Regions from separate parts of the Homo sapiens genome. Here region 1 is linked to region 2. Evidence: read pairs that join two places in POLR2A ChIA-PET (ENCODE). Cell type or tissue: PC-9. All regions are shown on one strand. Each heading gives the region's core, and the rest is flanking DNA. Links, peaks and the distances in the headings are about the cores only.

Evidence for each region. ChIA-PET counts read pairs that join two places held together with the same protein. Peaks named below come from ENCODE experiments on the same cell type or tissue, not always from the same donor. Only the 100,000 strongest peaks of a DNase experiment are listed, where the experiment ranks them.
Region 1: POLR2A ChIA-PET joins it to region 2 with 12 read pairs; 1 of 35 experiments calls an interaction of 5 or more read pairs at or near these places.

The regions. Positions count from the first base shown.
Region 1 is chr1:15,193,031-15,200,022 of GRCh38, reverse strand. The region is part of intron 1 of TMEM51 (transmembrane protein 51); the gene reads right to left. It also overlaps the pseudogene MFFP1. Among named protein-coding and RNA genes, the nearest start is that of TMEM51-AS2, 25 kb to the right of the region's middle. In PC-9, for the core only: no CTCF peak of the experiment used is centred there; a DNase peak (open chromatin) is centred at 4,432.
Region 2 is chr1:14,738,065-14,746,000 of GRCh38, reverse strand. All of the region lies in intron 1 of KAZN (kazrin, periplakin interacting protein), which reads right to left. Among named protein-coding and RNA genes, the nearest start is that of KAZN, 140 kb to the right of the region's middle. RefSeq lists enhancers at 2,777-3,360, 3,361-3,945. In PC-9, for the core only: no CTCF peak of the experiment used is centred there; a DNase peak (open chromatin) is centred at 3,560; H3K27me3 peaks cover 633 bases.

The DNA.
Region 1 (6,992 bases), core at 1,422-6,421, 450 kb before region 2:
TTTGCTTCGCTTAGGCCCTCTTTCCCACTGGGTAATAAAAAAGATCTACCCTGGGCCGAGTGCTCACAACCTCCACGGTATTGCTAATATGTTTCACACATCATCTCCCAGCAGCCCCGGGAAGGAAGTGCTACGGTCCCCACTTCGCAGAGAAGTCAGGGCACAACAGCTCACAGGAGGGAACTAAATCCCACCTCTGCCCAGCAGCAGCTAGGATACAATATTGGTCTCATAGGGTTGAGGGGTGAGCGTGTTATCCACGTGGAGGGTTATCCAACAGAGTGTTTGGCTGGCTGTGTGCAGGTACCACAGGGAAAGTATATCATTTCAGAGCTGGAGGGCCCTGGTGACAGAGAAACATGGAGACTGGGGAGATGGGAGACTATGGCAGCTGAAGGCAAGGACCCTGGCATGCATCTGCTTCAGTAGCTGCTCCTTACGCCTCTCAGAATCTCAGTTTCCTCTTCTGTGTTTGGTGCTGCCAAGACATGATGCTGCAGGGAAAGCTGGCATTATGATTCCCCCAACCCGTGGCTAGCCCACCCTCACAACCACCTGCCCCCCTGGGTTTTAAAATCTCTGTGAACTGACCGGGTGTGGTGGCTCATGCCTGTAATCCCAGCACTTTGGGAGGGCAAGGAGGGTGGATCAGCTAAAAGTCAGGAGTTTGAGACCAGCCTGGCCAACATGGTGGGACCCCATCTCTACTTAAAATATAAAAAATCAGCCAGGCATGGTGGCGTGCGCCTGTAATCCCAGCTACTCGGGAGGCTGAGGCAGGAGAATTGCTTGAACCCAGGAGGCGGAGGTTGCAGTGAGCTGAGATTGCGCCGTTGCACTCCAGCCTGGGCAACAAGAGTGAAACTTCGTCTCCAAAAAAAAAAAAAGTCTCCGTGAACTAAAAAAAGACACAATCGACTTTCTTCACAGCCAGCATGGCATTATGGCATTCAGAAGTGGCCTCACTGTCTATAGAGAAGCCCTGGTGAAACTTCCATGCTGGAAAACGATTTCACAGGGCTCAGTGGGCACATCTTGGGTGTTTTTCCCCTCTGCCACGTCAATCTGTAAACACCAAGCAGGTCCCAGCTAAGGGCCGGAAACGGGGTTGACCTCCTGAGGAATGCACCAGAGAGATCTGGCCAAGGTGAGATGTCACCTGCCCGGCACAGCTCACCTCCAAGCACAGTGAGCCTGCTGCTCTTTCCTCCTTCTCCCTGTGCTGGAGGGAAAGAAAAGAGAGCGTGCCAATTCACTGGTCTGATGTTTTCATTTGGTCGGCAGGGTGGCTGAGTTTTGCCAGTTGGCCAGGTGGGGTGGCTCACGCCTGTGATCCCAGCACTTTGGGAGGCCGAGGCAGGCAGATCACTTGAGGTCAGGAGTTCAAGACCAGCCTGGTCAACATGGTGAAACCCCGTCTCTACTAAAAATACAAAAATTAGCCAGGCGTGGTGGCGGACACCTGTAGTCCCAGCTACTCGGGAGGCTGAGGCACCGAGAATCACTTGAACCCGGGAGGCAGAGGTTGTAGTGAGCTGAGATCACGCTACTGCACTCCAGCCTGGGCAACACAGTGAGACTCTGTTTCAAAAAATAATAGTAATACTAATTTTGCCTATTTGTGGTTCCCAATATCCGTGTTCCCCTTCCTCCATAGTAAGCTGATGCTCGGCTTTCCGTGGCTTCCTAGAATAAAGATAGCAGTACCCAGCCTCTTAGGCAGCTCACTAGCGGTTGCATGTGACTAAGTTCTGGCCAATGGGATATAAGCAGGGTGTGTATAGGGGGTGGGGCACATTCAGGAAGGGAAACATGTTAAATGAGGAGACATGTCTCCCCCTGCTTCCCACTTCCTATTGGTTCTAGTGCAGATGTGATGGTTGGAGCTCAAGCAGCCATACTAGGATGTGAGGTAGAGACTGGCAGAGCAGCAAGATAGAAGGAGCCTAGGTCCCTGAGGATCACGGTGCTGCCTTTTCAGCCCTGGACTGCTGACCTCTGGACTCTGTTTACATAAGAGAAAAATAAAGGTTTATCTTATTGAATCTGCTTTTTTTTTTTTTTTTTTGTCATGTATAGCCAAAGCTACGCCTGTCCACACAGGCTGAGAGGTTCACGGTTGTGGGAGGAAAGGTGGTGGCTGGCTGGGTGCAGATACCACAAGGAAAGGGACATAGTTTCAGAGCTGGAGGGCCCTGGTGACAGACACAGCGAGATCAGGGAAGTGGAGGGCTACGGCAGCTGAAGGAAAGGACCCTGGTGTGCATCTGCTTCACTAGCTGCTCCTTCCACCACTGAGAGCCTCGGTTTCCTCATCTGTAAAATGGCAACAATGATACCATCCCGACAAGAGAGTACACAGAGCCTGTGCCCATAATCGGAGCACTGGTCACAACACACACTTAGCAGGAATGAGGTGAGTGATTCAGTACGGGGCTTTTGGAGAGAGCCTCAGTACGGGGCTTTTGGAGAGAGCCTCAGCCAGAAGCAGGGTAAGAAGATGGCCTGGGTAAAGATGCAGAGAAGGCCTCTTCAGTCAGAGAGGCCGGGAAGCCCTGAAAACGCAGGGTCCAAAGGTCACAGGAGGAGGTGTCCAACAGGGAGGGGCACCGGTCAGTCTCAAGCGCCCCAGAGAAGTTGAGAGGATGCTGTTGTTTTACCTGCCCAGCAGGCACTCCTAACCTGCTGGGAACAGTGCCTGGTTTTCCTTCTCTAGGGCCCTCCCCATTCTCAGTCCATATGACTTTGATTCTGGCTCAAGGGGCAGGCACATGCCCAGGCCTGGCCAATCAGGGCCTCCCACACTCTGGGGCACAGTGATAATTTCAAGACGGACACGTAACCCACACTGGGCCAATGAGTTTCAAATTTTAACTTTCCCTGGAATTGCTGAGAAAGAGACACTCCTCCATTGCATAGGCAGCTCAGAGCATTGGGCAGAGAAAGCCTGCCTGGGAATGAATGAACACAGCAAAAAGCAGAACCAAACGGCAGGGAGTGAGTCCTCATGGCACTGTTTGCAAACCTGGATCCCGCTGTGTCTGAAGAACCCTGGAGGGCTGAGTGATAAGAGCTCATTCATTACACTGAGTTTTCTGTCTCCTGCATTTGAAAGAGTCCTAGAATGCCAAAACTAGAAACTGAATTCTAGTCAACACTTATCTTTAGAATTCTGCACTACATCCCAGGGCCAACTAGCTGAATTAATAGGTGACTTGAAATTATGTTGTCACTGTTGTTTAATGCACATACTTGTTCATAAGTCTTTTTAAATTGGAAACTGGGAAAACAATTTTTTTGAAATGACATGTAAAATTGGATGGTCATTCTGGTACCAGTCTGGAAGCACTTAATTCAATAAAATTAAAGGGCTGGGTACAATAGTTCATGCCTGTAATGCCAGTGCTTTGCGAGGCTCAAGTGGGAGGATTGTTTGAGGCCAGGAGTTTGAGACCAGCCCAGGAAACATAGAAAGACCCTGTCTCTTGCTGTGTGTGCTGGTGCACCATGTCTCTAGAAAACAAAGTCTCCACATACTCCCTCACAGTGGTATGCTGGTAAACTAGCTCTCTCTCCCTCCCCCTCTCTCTTTCACATGTGTGCATGCACACGCACACACACACACACATGCACACACACACACAGCCCAGATTTGTAGTGATTGCCACGGCCCATCGCTGTGGTGTAAATATTCCCATCACAGCACTATCGAGCTACTGACACGATGTCACTGAACTCGGAGTAGGGAGGAGATGTGCATAATTGGCTGTTGTAAAGTGGTCCAAGCTCACTCTGGCACAGCACGGCAGGTCTCCAGCTGAGTTCACATCCCACACAGGGCCCGTGGGTGAGGCTGTCCACTGCAGCAGTCTGGGTGTCTCTGGGTGGGGGATGGATGGGTGGATGAGCTAGGCGCACACCATGCAGTGCCATGCAATTGTCAGATGCAGTGAGTGAGATGCACACACAGCAAAGTCGCAGGAATAAAAACTCAGGGCTGAGGACTGCCTCCATCTTTTAAGTGATGGGGAGGGAACTTTTTGCCTTGAGTAAGCCACGGAGTTGCAGGTCTCTGAGGACCCACACATAATTGATACTCTCAACACATCTCAGAAAAAGAAGTTCAGCCAGGACTGCTTGGGCTTCTTTCCCACAAGCCACGTCTCCTGGGAATCCTGCTGGGTCAAGGCCGAGGGCAGTCGGTTGGGCAGGAGATGCTCGTTAGGAGCTGGGCTCTGTGCTCAGGCTGCTGGAGTCTGGAATCAGGCTCAGTACCCACTAGGTGTGCAACCCTGGGCCAGCTCTTCCCTCAGTCTCAGAATGGGGGTGATGTGAGGACAAAGTGACATGTCATATAGCAAGCCCTAGCTGGTAGTAATCTCAGAACTCAAGGAAGAATCGATGAGTCAAGAGACTCAGAGAAGGAGCTAGAACATCCTAGAGAATGAGGGCAAACCGGTTCCTTTGAGGTAGCCTAGAGAAGATGAACGAGGGTGGGGGACTCATGGGAACAAACTATGGGGACAAGAGAGTCCCAATAAACTCTATGGGACTCAAGATGTGGCCAGTCTGCATTGGGATGTGCTATTCAAGTGTAAAACACACACTAGATTGCCAAGGCTTATCAGGACAAAAAGAAAATCTCACTAACATTTTTATATTAATTACGTGTTGAGATGACAGATTTTGGATATATCAAGTAAAATCTATTATTAAAATTAATTTTCCTGTTTCTTTGTCCTTTTATAAAAAGATGTGGTTGCCAGGAAATTTAAGATTATATATGGGGCAGGCCGGTGCAGTGGCCCACGCTTGTAATCCCAGCACTTTGGGAGGCCGAGGTAGGCAGATTGCTTGAGCTCAGGAAATCGAGACCAGCCTGGGCAACATGACGAAACCCCATCTCTACAAAAAATACACACACAAAAAAACTAACGGGGCATGGTGGTGAGTGCCTGTAGTCCCAGCTACTTGGGAGGCTGAAGTGGGAGGATCACTTGAGCCTGGGCAGTGGAGGTTGCAGTGAGATGAGATCGCGCCATTGCACTCCAGCCTGGGTGACACACAGCAAGACCCTGTCTCAAAAAAAAAAAAAAAAAAAAAAAGTAAAATTATATATGGGGCTTGAATTCTCTTTCCATTGGATAGTGTTGCTGCAGGTGCGCTCTTGAATTTATGGCCAGGAAAATAAAATTGCTGGCTGAAAAACGTAAGGTAGGGGATAACCAATCAGAATGAGACAGAACGCAATATCATCCACGGAAATGAGAAAGACACAATGTACAAGACCACAGCCAACAAGAGGCATGTTAAACATGTTAGGATGGGTGCCCTGGATGGAATAGGAGAGGGGAGAAAAGAGGAATAAAAGAATAACAACGAAAAGATAGGAAGCGGCTGTGTAGGGCCCAGTAACAATGACATGTTACAAACTGAGAGGTGCATTAACCTAGCCCTCTGAGCTGAGGCCCAGCACCTCTCTAAATCCAGAGAAATGGTGGCTCCCCAATTCCACAGCAACAGGGAGCCACGGAGCCCACTGCTATGGCCAGTGCAGTCCCAAGGGGCACGTGGCAGGAATGGACTGATGGACAATGCGGGGCTGAGCTCCAGGTGACCCAATGACAATCACACCCAGCTTGCTGTCAGGTGGCCAGAGGGAACTAGCTTTCATCAAGTTTCTGAGGCTTAGGAGGACAAAAAGAATACCTCACTAACATTTTTATATTAATTTCATGTTGACATATTTTGAACATGTCGAGCTAAATATATTATTAAAATTAATTTTGCCTGTTTCTTTGTCCTTTTTAAAAAAGGTGTGGTTACCAGGAAATTTAAAATTATATATGGGCCTTGAATTCTATTTCTGTTGGAAAGTGTGGCTGCAGGAGGTAAACTTTCAAGGGTGTGAATTTTTGTCATTTTTGTTCACTGCCCTCTCTAGTCCAAGAACAAGCCTGGCACAGGCCAGAGGAGCTTAATAGATGTTTGTTGAATGAAGGAATAGCACAGCATAGTGGTATAGTGGAATCTGTTGAGTGAATCAGTAGTTGGCTTAGCAGTAGAGTGGAATATAGATGGATTTTGGAGTCTGTGGGATGTAGGTTTAATTCTGTACACCCCTGGCAATGCCCTTCACCTCCTCACCTGTTAAAAAGAAAATGCTGGCCAGGCGCAGTGGCTCACGCCTGTAATCCCAGCACTCTGGGAGGCCAAGGCAGTTGGATCACCTGAGGTCAGGAGTTCGAGACCAGCCTGGCCAACATGGTGAAACCCTGTCTCTACTAAATAAAAATACAAAAATTAGCTGGGCGTGGTGGCACGCACCTGTAATCCTGAATCACTTGAACCCAGGAGATGGAGGTTGCAGTGAGCCGAGACCGTGCCACTGCACTCCAGCTTGGGCGACAGAGTGAGACCCTGTCTCAAAAAAAAAAAAAAAAAAAAGAAAGAAAGAAAAGAAAAAGAAAATGCTGTCTACTTCCCCAGCCACTTCTGAGAGTCCAGGTCCGGCACAGGACAGGCACACTGCAAGCTGCTGTTGTCATTTGCTGTGGGAAACCTGGGGAGGCCAGAGAACAGTGCCACAGGGCTGTTGCCTTTCTGGGTGTGTGAATGATAACTCCACGTTAGGTGCCAGCCTGTGATCTCAAGCAGCTGCTCAGAGGTTTATCCCAAGACAGAAGGGCCCATATCCATCCCACTGCAGGAACTACAGCCAGTTTCCCCACAAAGACAGGCAGTGGCAGCCTGGAGAGGGAGGCCTAGGGCCGGCAGCTGGTGCAACTGGGGACTAGGAGAGGTACCTCCATGGGTCACCTGGAATGGCTCTAATTCAGAAACCCCCAGATGACAGCGCAGGCTGTTCTGTGGGCTTCTCAGATTCCTCCCCAGAGGGGCCCTCTGCGGGCTGCTACGCCGGTGCTGTGCCTGGGCGCCTCCGTGCTCTCAGCCAACAGCCTCTAAGCACCCGCCCCAATGCCCCCGGGAAC
Region 2 (7,936 bases), core at 1,257-6,256:
ATTTTATTTCTGCTGAGTCATAAATTCCATGAGAGCAAGAGACCACCAATTTACCCCGGGGATGCCAAGTGCCCAGCAGAACGGTTCGCCCAGAACAGTCTTTTGAAAGCCCACTCGTGACAAATGAAAACTGTCCCCAACAGAAAATATAGCAGTGCCAAATCAAGACGATAGTAACATCAGCCAAATATTTATCCTGAGGGTTAAAGGAAACAGTGTCTAAGACTGCATTTGTCTAAACGAAGCTCCGGATGGATCAGTCGTTGATCTTATTAGCGGTAATAATTCTAGTGATGATTAAGATCTCTTCCCCACTCTTCCACCATATTTAACCACTGTTTTCCCCCAACCAACCTAACAACATTAGAGAAATGAACCCATGCCAAGTGTATAGCCCCGAGAAGCAGTGGGTCCCCAATGCTGAGCACTCTGCCATACCAAGCACTCACTCAATGGCGAGATTTAAAAAGCCTCCTTTCAGTTTTATTATGACTATTAGTAACTGTTAATTAGAGTGTTGTAGGAGCAGCAATCACTTCCCCCCATTCTCACGGTGCTAATTACTCTTGGCTTTGCAACCAGCAGAGAAAAAAGGCCCACGATTGTGCCAGGGGATTCTTTATTTACCTTCTTGTACTATCATTCCTATCTATTTTGAGCTGCGTACCATTTAAAAACAGTTGCAGAGAAGCCCTTTTGTTAAAGAAAGCATGTGATTTTCCTTTTTTTTTTTTTTTTCCTTTTTTTCTTTTAATGATAAACGCCCCATTCACATTGCCAGGCTGCAGATCGGTCTTGGCGCTGTATACTCCCAGGTCCAGGGCACTGGGATGGTGCTGGGTGCTGGCCTGCAGGGCACTGTCCAGATCAGGATCTGTCTGGATTTTTGGCCAGACCTTTTGGTTAGGTCATAAGGCGATTCAATGGTCCTAGCAAGACTTCCTTTCATCTATATCATCTCCTGCCACTTGAACTTCAAGGTCTATCTGTAGTAAGTTACCACTGCCCATGGGTAGCTCCAGGCTCAGGCGGTTCTGGGTCAGCTGCAGGATCACTGCTGCAAGGAGCCAGGGCAGTGATGACCTTGGGGACAGGTAGTGACTTGGAGGGGTCACAGGTGCCTCCGGGTGCTGGTGATATTCCTCTTTTGCTTGATGTCAGTGCTGCTTGCTTGAGTTTGGTCCCTGTGAAAATCCTTCTAGTTATTTACTTATGAACTATGGACTTTGCTGGATGCATGTTACACTTTTTTAAAGAATTGTTTTTATTTTTAAAGAGACTGGGTTACCCAGGCTGGAATACAGTGTCATAATCACAGCTCACTGCAGCCTCGAACTCCTGGGCTCAAGTGATCTTCCTGCCTCAGCCTCCCGAGTAGCTGGGACTACAGGCACATGCCACCATACCTGGCTAATTTTTTATTTTTATTTTGTGTAGAGTACCAGGATCTTGCTATGTTGCCCAGGCTGGTTTTGAACTCCTAGCCTCAAGTGACTGTCCTACCTCAGCCTCCCAAATTGCTGGGATTACAGGCGTGAGCCATCACACCTGGCCTGTTACACTTAAATAATTAAAAAACAAAAAAACAAAAACAAAACAAAAAAAACTACCACCATCAGGGATTAGCCATGTGATTCTGGACAGGCCACCTAACCTCACTGGACCTTGATTCCCTTCTCTGTAAAATGGGGCCAATAGTTCCTACCTTACAGAGTTGCAGTCAAGACTAAATAAGATAATACTGAGTAAGATACTCAGCCAGTGCATGGAAAACACATAAAGCATCTCTGTAGCCATTATTAATGCTGCTAGTGTTATTAATAATGTGTGCAAATGGCCAGGTTAATGATGCCCACACATAAGGAACCATTCAGGGCACTGGTGATGGCCATGATAAAGCCAGCCTTGACCGTCTCCCCTCAACAAGCAATGTTCTGTCATTGGAGTGGCTCCTAGTTTCTCTTGATAGCCTGTACAGTAGCCAAGAGTGGTTTTTGTCCGTCCAGCTTGCATTTTCCTCTTTTCCAGGTACCAGAGTCTTGGTTTTGCTTCAGGAAACCTCATTCTTGGTGTCTGCAGTTGAGGTAAGATTGATCCCCTCTGTTCCATGGATGGGCCCCTGTCTCCACTGGGATAATCAGCATTTTCCAATCTCTTGGCCATAAGCGACCTGAGATCAACTCCAGGACTCTTGTTGGAGCTGTCAGGAAAGCGGCTCCCTCCCACCACTGCCAACGCTAAATAAAGTGGTTCAAGACAGCAGGGAGTAGTGGAGGGTGAGGAGGACCCCACCAGACAATCTGCTGGGAACCAAAGCAACTTGGGGGACAACAGATCTGAGACCCGAGGAGAGGGAGAGATTCTGGCCACTGCTGGGTCTCCCAAATGCCAGCGATGACCTATATGACTCATCATGTCTGGGAACCAATGAAGGGTTCATTTTGTTTCTTTTTGCTTAAGCCAATTTAGAAAGCACTGGGGCTTCTATCAAAGAAGTCCTCAGTCTCACTGTTGCAGTGACCAATTAATGAATAATTAATATCTGCATTGTATGTACTTTTTTTTTTTTTTGAGACAGAGTCTCGCTCAGTCCCCCAGGCTAGAGTGCAGTGGCGCGATCTCAGCTCACTGTAACCTCCGCCTCCCAGGTTCAAGTGATTCTCCTGCCTCAGCCTCCAGAGTAGCTGGGATTACAGGCACGTGTCACCACGCCCGGCTAATATTTGTATTTTTAGTTGAGACAGTTTCACCATGTTGGCCAGGCTGGTCTCGAACTCCTGACCTCAAGTGATCCTCCCACCTCAGCCTCCCAAAGTGCTGGGATTACAGGCATGAGCCACCACACCTGAACCTACTATGGACCTCTCTGATCCTGACCCCCATGGAACTCTCCCTACTCCTGGCCTCTTCATGCCTGCGACGCACCACTCTGGCCCACACACAGTGCAGCTCAGCTCTTCCTCCCATATTTCAAATCCACCAAAGCAAAGATCTCAAAGGCGGCACATCTTATGGGTCTATTCACTGGTGAGTGCAGGAGCATCTGTTTGACCAGACTCACTACCAGGTGCCAAGTGCAGTTACAGAGAGGAGGAAGTCTCCGTCTCTGAGCCGTGGGTGCTTGTACAATCCAGGCAGGCAAGACACACACTGAACCCTGGTGACTCCAGGGTCACTTCTACATCCCTGGCTCCTGCCACCATGGCTGTCCACAGGACAGGCTCAGCAAATGGGTTTTGAACTGTGCTCAACAGCTAAGACAGAAAGTGACAAAGCAATTCAAAAGCAAGAGTGTTTGCATCTTGCCAGATGGGGTGATTCAAAGAAACATCATTGGAGCTGACACTTCTTGGGAGTTTTGGTAGGCAGGGATATCACAACAAGCGAGAAAAAGCACAGGGAGAGAAACCTCCAGGCTTATTGTCCCAAGACTGCAGCACAGAGAGGCGAGATTGGTTATTGCTGGCGGATGAACTGACTCATTGGTTTTTTTTTCATTCGCTCATTCCTTCATTCATTCAAGCACGTACGCAAGAATGCACTTAGTTAATCCAACAAGTATTTATTCAGTGCCTGAGTCATCTCTGGCATATGGTAGTTGCTCAATGAATGAATAAGCTTCTATTTTGTGCCTGCTGTGCTCTTAAGTGGGAGGGACACATTCATGAATAACACAGACCTAGGCAGAGTCCTTGCCATCACAAAGCCTGCAATCTAGCAGCTTCTTCACAAATATTTATTCAGTGCCTACTATGAGCCAGGCCCTCTTCTAGATGCTGGGAACAGGCAGTGAACAGGACGGACAAGGTCACTGCTTTCCTGGAGCTGACATTATAGCAGTTGGAGAGGACCCCACTCACAGTTCCTCCTTTCGTTTGTTCTGTTCATCCAAAGTTGGAGGGAAGTGCTGTCCACACTGGGACAATTCCAAAGGGGGAGGAATCTTTGCTTGGGGATGGTTCTATTTTTCTGTATAGCCATTTCATAGTATCAAGAAGGTGAATGTGGCTTCCCACAAGGAAAATCCTAAACAAAACAAAAAACAACCCAAAAAAAAACAACCACAAGAGAGAAGCAACATTGAATTGGTTAACAGAAAGGGAATATTTGGATTCTGGCTCAAACATCAAGGTTGAGATGCATTTCAGGGCCCCTCATCAGTTTCTCATAAAACATGCCACCAGAATGGAATTTTATCAGAGTTTGCTATTGTTTAATATGCCTTGAAAGAGTTTTTGTCTTCAAGGGGCCATTCTGGAAAGCTGACACTTGAGTGGGGAGTGAGAACCTCTTGGCTATGAAGCTCAGCAGGTCTTGAAACCCCGGGGGGAAGTGCCCCTTCTCCCTCCCTCTCCTTTTCAGTTCAGCAAGTAGCTCAGCCTCATGTAAGAGAAAAATAAAAAGATACTAGTTCAATCAAAGTAAAACTGTCACACGCTATCCTGACCTTTTCAATATGTAAATAGTTGTGCTCTCAAATTTCAGGACCTGATGGGAGATTCTGACAGACATTCCCTTCCAGGAGGCCCAAGAGAAGAGGCTGGAACTGTTAGAACTCTAAAAGCCAACAAACCCAAGAAAAAAACTGTAGGTCTCTGGGTCTCCACATGCCCATGGGATTTGCCTGAGCTGAGGCAACCATAGCCACCTGTGCCACCAGCTGCCCCCTCCTCTAGCATCCTCATGCCCGACATTGAGCAACTGTGTGCTTCAGGCATGGTGCTGGGTGCTGGGGAGGCAAAGATGGTCAAGATAGAGTTCCTCTTCTGGATTATGTCACAGGGGAGAAAGACAAGTCCATTTATTCATGCACGCATTTAAAAGTGAAGCACCAATCATATTCAGGCCTCGGATGCAGAGCAAATAAACGACCCGCTCCAGCAACTTGGGACAAGTGCTTGGTCAGCACACAGGACCTCCATGGTAGCACAAGGGAGAGAGTGAGGGCATGATCCTGCCCCAGCTGCCTGGAGGCTGCACCCCCAGAGAAGCATGTTCAAAGCACAGAGCTCCTTCCCACTCCCCTCCAGGTCTGTGAACAGAGGGCAGGACCTGCCACCCCCACAGGCACCATGGAGGGAAAGTGTCTGTCATTCCCCAGGAAACGATAAAACTGAATTTCCAAATGCCCTGTTATTCCTACAGTTAGTAATTGGAATCCCCAAAGCCCAGCAAAGGTGGAATCTTTCCTGTTTGGGGGCTGGCAAGAAGGAGGGCTAAAGGAATTCCAGGCAAAGGAAGGAGAATGAACAAAGAGCAAGAAATCAAGAGACCCTCTTGATCCCAGGAATGGCCCAAGGTGCAGCTCAGAATCACAGCAGTAGAAACCTGAGATGGGAGTGCGGGCGGCCAGAGCGGGAGAGGTCTGTGGGGCTCAAACCACGCCAAGGAGACAGGAGCTATAGAGGGATTTAAAGAAGGAGAACCATACAATGTAATTCATTTTTTTGGGGGGGCGGAGGCAGAGGATAGGATGGAATTGGGGTGGGCGAGACTTTTAGCAAGGCAGCAGTTGGCAGCTGTCATAATCCAGAGAAGAGAAGTGGGCACATATAATAGTGAAGAGGAGACAAGGACCAAAGGTGCTAAAGGAAAAAGCATCATAGTTTGTGCATGGGACTGGATGTCAGGATGACATTTGACTGGAAGTCAAATTCCACTCCCTCCACCAAGTTTTCTCTGCATCGGTTTAGAGGCGTCCTGCCCAGAAACACAGCCTGTGCATCTGGGATTGCAGCTCCCCGCACAGCACGGTGTCTCTGGAGCTCTTACGTGTCATACCACGGTTGGTTCCCTGAGCTCCAGGGATGTCTAAGCCACAGCTGCCTGTGGAGGGACCAATTTGCCTCCTAGGGGCTGCAGGGTATTTGCCACAGCCCCAGCACACACTCGGCTTGGGTCTGATCCACAAAAACCCCGCTTTGCAAGGCAGATGGTCCCTTGTTGACTGCAGATGTATCCAGGTGCCTCCTAGAAAGGAAAGGACTCCTTCTTTCCCCCGTTCTCAACTGCTCAGCAAATGCCCCAATAAACCAGAGCCAAAAGGATTCAGGGTGACATTTCCCACTGAAGAATTGCTCTGAATCACGAAAATAATTCTCCTTTCTGCTTGTAGAAATCCCAGAGCAGATACAAACCCTCCTGAAGGGTGCAGATGAATTCCTCGCAGGCTCTCTGTTTGCACGTGGGCAGACAGATCAACATTTTTTTATTCTAAGTGAGGAAATTCGAAGCTTTCCACTTTTTTTGAATCCGTCATTCCTTTGGCTGGGCTGACTTGACCCGTTACCACAGTTAGTTCTCCAGTTTGAACTTCAAACAATACAAAAAAAAAAGGGGAAGTTGGTGGTGTGAAGACTTCTCGTCATGTGAAACGTCTTGAAAGCGTCCTCAAGTGAGAAAATGACATCCCTCCCTTCATCAGCCTAGCCTGAGAATGGTTCCTTAGAATTTCCCCACCCGGCCAAGGGGAGGAAACACTTGAGCTTATGAAGGAGTTTTGGGCATCAAAGGGCTTTTAGGAGGTGCGAAGTTATCACACGAACAGGAGGATTTTCCCCCACAGGAATGGAAATCCACCACAGGACACTGCCCGTCTCTTGCTTGTACTTCCGATGCCAGCACCTAATAAAGCTGGGGTATGGGGTAGCAGCCAGAGGCCATCCACTCCAATAGCTTCTCACTTCACACAGTCCCGGATTTAAAATTTGGCTTGACAATGGAAACCATTTGTGACTTAAATCTGCATATCTGGCACAGCATCGATTAAAAAGAACATGGCTTTTAACGCTAGATGGGCTTAGTGTTTTGTTTGTTTTGTTTTGAGACAAAGTCTCACTCTGTTGCCCATGCTGGAGTGCCGTGGTGCAATCATAGCTCACTGCAACCTCAACTCTTGGGCTCAAGTGATCCCCCTACCTCAGCCTCCTGAGGACTCCTGGGACCACAGGTGTATACCACCATGCCCAACTAATTTTTATTTTTATTTTTAATAGAGATGAGGTTTCACTAGGTTGCCCAGGTTGGTCTTGAATCCATGGCCCCAAGCAATCCTCCTGCCTTGGCCTCCCACCGTGCTGGGATTACAGACATGAGCCATTGCACTTGACCAGACGGGTCTAGTTTTCAACTCAGACTCTGCCCTCTACTTGCTGTGTGGCCTTCAGCAAGTTGCTTAACCTCTCTGAGGTTCAGTTTCCTGTCCTGTAAAATGTGAATCGTCATCCTCACTTCACGGGGATTTTTTTAACGAAAAAAATCCAGTACATAAACCTCTTTGATGGAAGAATGAGCCTTCATACGTGAAGGACCTTGTACACAGTTCCCGGGGCCTCAGTAACGCTCTAAACATTACCTGCCTGGACTTACCTCTCTTCTCCTGAAGCTCATTAGAAGTGCATAAAGTCTGAGCTCAATCAACTCCGGTGGTCAGAAAGCCAGGAGAAGCCTCTTTGCCTCCCTGAATGAACAGCCACAGGTTTATGATTTATTTGCTGATTAATTGGATGCTTGGAGACAATTCCATTTCAATTACCTTATTGGCATGACGAGATATACAAGGGCTGCCAATGTCAATACATTAAGACTGAGTGTGCTGGAGCAGCAGCCAGGGTTCAGGGCACTGCTGTGTCATCTGCGCCACGGTGCACAAAGGCAGCTTCAAAAGCATTTCAGCATGATCGCTTCCCTCTCTCCGCTCCTGGGGAGAGAAGGATCCTGCACACCACAGGCAAATCATGCTGAAATTGAGGTGGTGCCTTTGGGACTCCCATCCCATCACAGTCTTGGGATTCTCTAGCTGAGATCTACTAGAGCCTGTGGAAGCAAGAATGGTCATTTATCACATGGAGCTGGGTGCATGGTGTGGGGCCCAAGGGAGAAAGGGTAGCCCCTGCCACTCGAGTACCAGAAACCAGAAATTGTGCTGGACTGAAGG